Linked DNA regions of Homo sapiens: region 1 is linked to region 2. Evidence: chromatin loops called from intact Hi-C (ENCODE). Cell type or tissue: PC-3. All regions are shown on one strand. Links, peaks and the distances in the headings refer to the core of each region. The heading gives the core; the rest is flanking DNA. Region 1 overlaps IFT57 (intraflagellar transport 57). Region 2 overlaps CD47 (CD47 molecule).

Evidence for each region. A loop is a pair of places that touch in the nucleus more often than their neighbours do. Peaks named below come from ENCODE experiments on the same cell type or tissue, not always from the same donor. Only the 100,000 strongest peaks of a DNase experiment are listed, where the experiment ranks them.
Region 1: a loop joins it to region 2, with 2.1 times the contacts of the local background. A loop is called at or near these places in 2 of 110 quality-filtered maps.

What each region holds. Positions count from the first base shown.
Region 1 is chr3:108,179,343-108,182,272 of GRCh38, reverse strand. All of the region lies in intron 6 of IFT57 (intraflagellar transport 57), which reads left to right. Among named protein-coding and RNA genes, the nearest start is that of IFT57, 42 kb to the left of the region's middle. In PC-3, for the core only: no CTCF peak of the experiment used is centred there; a DNase peak (open chromatin) is centred at 1,782; H3K27ac peaks cover 738 bases.
Region 2 is chr3:108,085,979-108,088,908 of GRCh38, reverse strand. The region is part of intron 1 of CD47 (CD47 molecule); the gene reads left to right. Among named protein-coding and RNA genes, the nearest start is that of CD47, 3.6 kb to the left of the region's middle. In PC-3, for the core only: no CTCF peak of the experiment used is centred there; no DNase peak of the experiment used is centred there; H3K4me3 peaks cover 1,031 bases.

The DNA of each region.
Region 1 (2,930 bases), core at 278-2,777, 93 kb before region 2:
AGAGGATTTTTTCCCCCTCATTCCAAAGCAGTGGAGAGAGTAACTTGATTTGACCTTCTGCCATGGATGCAGTATAAGTGGGTATTAATAAAATTTAGCTTCTCTAAATATTTTTGACCTGCAGGGATTTATAAATTGTTATAATTTAGGAATGAAGAGTCTTTGTTAAGACTTATACTCTGGTTGTTAGTTAGGATATATTGATAGGATCCTTGCATCCATGAGCAAAAATATATATAAACTGTGGCCTAGAATATGGGAATACGTTTTATGTATATAATCGTTATTAAAATGGGACTCTGCCTGTTATTTGAATAATGGAGAAACTACAGTTATAATTCTTACAGATTTTCTGGTAGACCTCTGTTGAGAAATATTCACGTAATTTAAAGAAAAACAAGGTGCCAAATAAAAAAAATTAGCTTTTACAATTACCAGTAACAAATGTAAATACAGGTGGCAATAAGTCGGTCTCCACGTGGCTCAATGCAGGAATAATAGCTCCAATTACTGTCACAAATGTTTGTAATTGTATCTATTGCTGCCAGACAATAAATGCTTTTTAATATAGTAAGGCCATAAATGTACATGCTGCTGTTTAAACAAAATACAATTTTCAGCAAATTTATCCTTGAAACACCTGCTATAATCAAAAAGAGGTGAATGCTATTAAAATAAACTGCCTAAATTAACTAGACACACATACATTTTTAGAGCAGCTTGTATGATTACTCAACTGCCATGACATCTCAGAGAACGAGGGGAACTATTCACTGATGGACTTTTACAGACAAGCTTTCTTTAAGAGAGACTACATAAAACAGAATGTTGTTTTGGGCTGTTGTATTTTTAAACAAGTGTTATTTTGTGGACTTAAAGTTGTATTGCAAGGTCAGCTGTTTGTTTGTTTCATGTGGATCCTGGACAGGTATCAGAGTTGTGGGAATATTGTGCTTAAAATTATACATGTAAAAATACAGTAAAGGGGTGGAGAAAAACCTAGCTATTCTTAGCAACTAAAAAAGATTTTTAGTTGCTTCTGTCATAGTCTTGTTGAACATTCAGGATATTCTGTGTTTAAAGATAGTTGATGATGCCTGCCTTCCTATTTACCCTGAGTGTGATAAATGTTTCAACTGGATCAGAGAAAGGTTCCGTTTATCACAAGTTGAAATAAGAGAATGACTGTTTTTGCTTTAGAGATTACCGTAAGTTGTAACTAAAGAGCATCAAGAGTGGTAGCAGATTTTAAGGAAATAACCAATAGACTTCATGTTATATAAATACTGCAGAGGGAAGTTGCTAATGCCTCACTGTTGATATACCTCAACTAGATATTTGTGATTGAAAGCAGTGAATTAATACACATTGATTATAATTAAAATTTCTAGACTACCTAAATATTTTATGATTGCAAAGAATGATTTGTTTTTTAAAATTACTTAATATGAACTATGAATTGAAGCATAAAGCCTTTGTCATATGGACCTTGCTATAAAATATACTTTTTATTGGCTTGACTCATTTTTCTAATCAATTATATTAGAGTAGTTCTATCACTGAGTTTTATTAAAAATTTCTTAATATTCTAACAAATTTTACGCCTATGGTTTTTATCCCATTTATTTGATTTTGTTTCCTTCTACCAAGTAACAATTTATGTTTCTTGGTTTTTCAAATATGCAGGAGTTAACTCTTGTTTTTTAGAGTTTTTTGAGCTGGGAGGAAGTGGGGAGTTTTATCAGTATGAGATCCAAGTTTTGATTCATACATTCCTGAAGGTGGGAGTACTATTGGGGTCACCTGTTCTGGTGTTCCACTGTGGTTACTCAGCATCTTATAAAATAATTAAATTCTGATTTGGCCTCTGGGTGTTCCCACATTCTCACAGAGGCCTGATTCACTCCCTGTCTGACTTGCCAAATCTCTTCTCTTTGCTTGTAACTCCTTCTAAAGCCTGGAAACTCTCACACAGAAGATCGATGTGGCCATATGAAAGGGGTGTTAATGGAGTAAGCATAAATAATAGGTCTGAGTCAACATATGAAAACTCTTTAGTAACAGATGGTAGTTTGTAAAGATAGCCTTCGAGCGTGTTAGAAATGTAATTATTTCACTAAAAGGTATTATATTTAGAGGTTATAGATCTCCAGTTTCAATTCTGTGATAGGTAGGTGTGAGAATACCAGTGATTATCATAGCCTTCCTTACCGATGATGTACAGTGTTTTATTTTTCTCTACAATGAGATGAATTTCTAGAAAGCAGGAACATCCCTGAGGAAACACATATTTCCAGCGATCATGATTATTCCCACATTGCCTGCAACAAATACACCACAATATATACCACACATAGATACTTTTTTAAAGTAATATGTGTAGTTCTTTAACGCATAAAAATAAAAATTATGCTTTTACACCACAAGAGTGTACCATAGAAGACTTTAAGCTGCTGGCAATGGAAGAAAAAAATGTCAGATTTAAAAATTTAGGAAAGCCACATTCTATAATTATCCTGCAACCTAGTGGGCATTTTTCATTAGAAAAGTTATTCAATCTCATTTTTAAAAAGTTATTTAATTGAATAGACAGTCTCACTCTCTTTTTTGCTCTTTCTCTCACACATATACACTCACATACACAAATAGATACACAAACGGGGGCAGTAATGAAATGAGAAACTCTGCGAATGAGAAAAAGAAGAGATTGCAAATCTGCTTGTGCCAAGTGGCAAAAAGAGAATACAGATAATGTTCTTTTATTAGGGAAGGGAGGATTTTCTGTGGAGGACAGAAATATGCTGCTCATATCCTTGCAGAAAGCATGATAATTTATAGATTTTTGTCCGAGAAGTATTTCCTAGAGTAAACTTAGATATGTGCACCTCCTTCTATCATGGTATTTTCCTTGCCCCTTTTACTTAATCTGA
Region 2 (2,930 bases), core at 284-2,783:
TTAGTGGCCTTTGTGGTAAAAGAAGTTATCTCAGATACTCATTTCATGCAATTACAGGCAAACTGGAAGGCACCTTAATGGTATGCAAGATGTGAAATGAATTACTATGTTGCATTCCACTCTGCCCCCACTCATGTACAATTATACTTTGTTTAAAAGTGCATAGTTTCAGTGGTATTTATTAGCTAGCAAATAAAACTTTAAATAAATAATGATGGTGTTGTGAACTGTCTTTTCAGTGGTTGAATGATTCCTCTTTGTTCAAAATGAGTTGTTTTTTTTTTTAAATCAGGGTACATATGATTAAATAAAATTTTTTTCCATCGTCTAAGTCTAGTAGTAATTTGGCTTGTTTAAATAAAAATGTTTTCTCTTAAAGAATATATTATTTTTAATTACAAGTTGCCATTTTAAGGAAGTAAATGCCTATTTAAAAGTACGTATTTATGGGGCCGCCCCAGCAGTCTAGAGGCAGTGTTTTTTAAAGCATTACACTAAATGCCTACCATTAGGACACTTGCTCATGCTGTCATCTGTGTTTTGGCAGATGTTTTATCTTTGTCACTGAGTTGTTCATGGAGATTTGAAAGGCCAAGTTCTAAAGATGAGAGATAGATGACTTTCCCCCCAAATTGATACATATTCTAAATCCAAAATAATCACGCATATTCGCAAAACTAGATTTGCATTTCATAGTATGAATTCAGCTATAGCTAGTATATAGGCATTGCTTTTAATATAGTAATGTTCTTTTTGTGGCATAATTTTCAATCACTTTCCCTGTCTTAGGTTTCTGCCTACCTTTTTATACAAGATAAACATTTCTATTTTCATATCTTATCTCTCAGTCTGATTTTAATAATATCGTCTTGGGTTATCATAAAGTTACTTTCACTTTGTATACTAGTGTAGATATTTCTTCTGTGATAAAAAGAACAAGAATAATAGTGTAGGATCAGTTTTGTTAAACTCATTGTAGTACTAAAGTAGAAAATACAGAGCACCCAGGAAATTTGATTCTGATATACCTAGACTAAGACAATAGAATCTGGGTTTTTCCTCTTTACGATTATACAGTGTTGAAACAGAAATCAAGCTACACCCACCTCTGAATATTTCATTCCAAATCCATGGAGCAGTTGCATAAGACTCAGAATCTGGTCAATCTCATGGTTTGAGATTCAGATTAGGAGAATTAATGTGCATATTTGAATATATATCACACTTGTAGGTTAAAAGGTAAAGCAAGGGGTTTGGCTAGTTCAAGGCCTGTCAAAACCACTTTTTTCCATTTCAAGCAAGTATGAGCCTATACTACACACCAAGCAGTTTGCAAAGCCCTCTTTGGCATATAGACAAATTTCAGACAGTATGTCAGTATGTCTCTTAATGACTTAAGATGTAGTATATAGACAGTAGGGATATCTTGTTTTTATTCCCTCATGGTACTTAGGTGCTTGTTAAGGCCATAATTCTGGATGTTATTGACTTTAAACTGCCCTGCCCTTTTTAATTCTAAGTTGGCCTCTTCCATTCTTATAAGGCCACTTTTAAATTCATTAGGGGGATTGCGTTGGGTCAGAACTAAGTACAACTTGTGGACACCCCACTCTACCCCAGACCTTTATTTTAGTGTCCATTGAGGAGAGATCTGACTTCATCCTTTTTGTACGTAACCCAGTGTAGCTAGAGACTCCAGTTCTTCAAGCCAGACACTAGTTCTAAGGGGCAAAAGTAGGTAGGATTGCTTTCTGGCATGTGTCTTTACTGATGATCTTTGCTTCTTTACCTAAGAGGCTGCTGAGACTTCTTACTCCATTCCTGAACATCCATTCCCAGCAGATAATTAACTTCCTACTCTACTGCAAAAAATAGTGGTGTGTGGTTTGGACTCCCTCTGCTTCCCTCCCACCATTACTAAACTGATCTATAACATCTTAGATAACCTTCGTCTCATTCTCTTCCGTCATCCAGCTTCAGAAGAAAACCTACTCACTTTTCCAACGAAAGGACAACCTGTCTACCACCTTTTCACTTCTACCATCTTGGAGACCTGCTCAGTCAGCATAATTCTTCAGTCTTGCATCTTAGATCTTTCCCTCTCCATTGACTCCTTCCCCGTAGCTTGCACACATGATCAAATTTTACCCCATATTAAAAAATAAAACAAAAAACCTCAAGAACCAAAATGTCCTTGCCCTTGTTCCTGCCTGCACATTGTCAGTTGTTGCCTTCTCTGCTTTCTTACACTGCCAAATTTATTGTAAAAGAATCACTGCCACTTAATATATTTTAAGTGCTTGATAAAGCCATCTTGTTTCTCTCTCATTTCTCAAACATAGTGTGCATCAGATCTCACTAGTCCATTGACAGATGGAAAGATATTCTCCCCAAATATTTAAGCCTCTTTTCTCTATAATTAGCCTACCATCTAACTAGCTACACATACTATTTTGGTTCACAATTTTAATTTTCCCCTCTTTATCTCCCCTGCTTCCCACAACTAACTTCTGTTGATTACTGTAAGTTTTAGGTCTTCTCTCCAGTTGTTCTTTACCTGGACTATTGCAGTAGTCTGTTAACGGATCTCCCTTTCTCTTTTCCCTTGCTGCCCTCAGTCCTTCCTTTACACTGCTGTCAATGTTTTTTTTTTAATGAAATTAAATCTGAGTGGTTTACAGTTGTTTATGTTATCAAGTCTAAACTCAGCATGACATTCAAGGAAGCCCTTTAGAATTTTTCTTATTCATCTTTTCCAACCTCATTTCCTAGAGCTCACCTAAATAATTCTCTGCTTTCAGTTCTTCACTTTCTTTATCTGGCTGTACACGTTACTCTGCCTAGAAAGCCCCTTCTTTCCCATAACATTCTTACTCATCCTTTAAGACCCAGTTTAAACATCACCCTCTAGGAAGATCATTCATAGACAC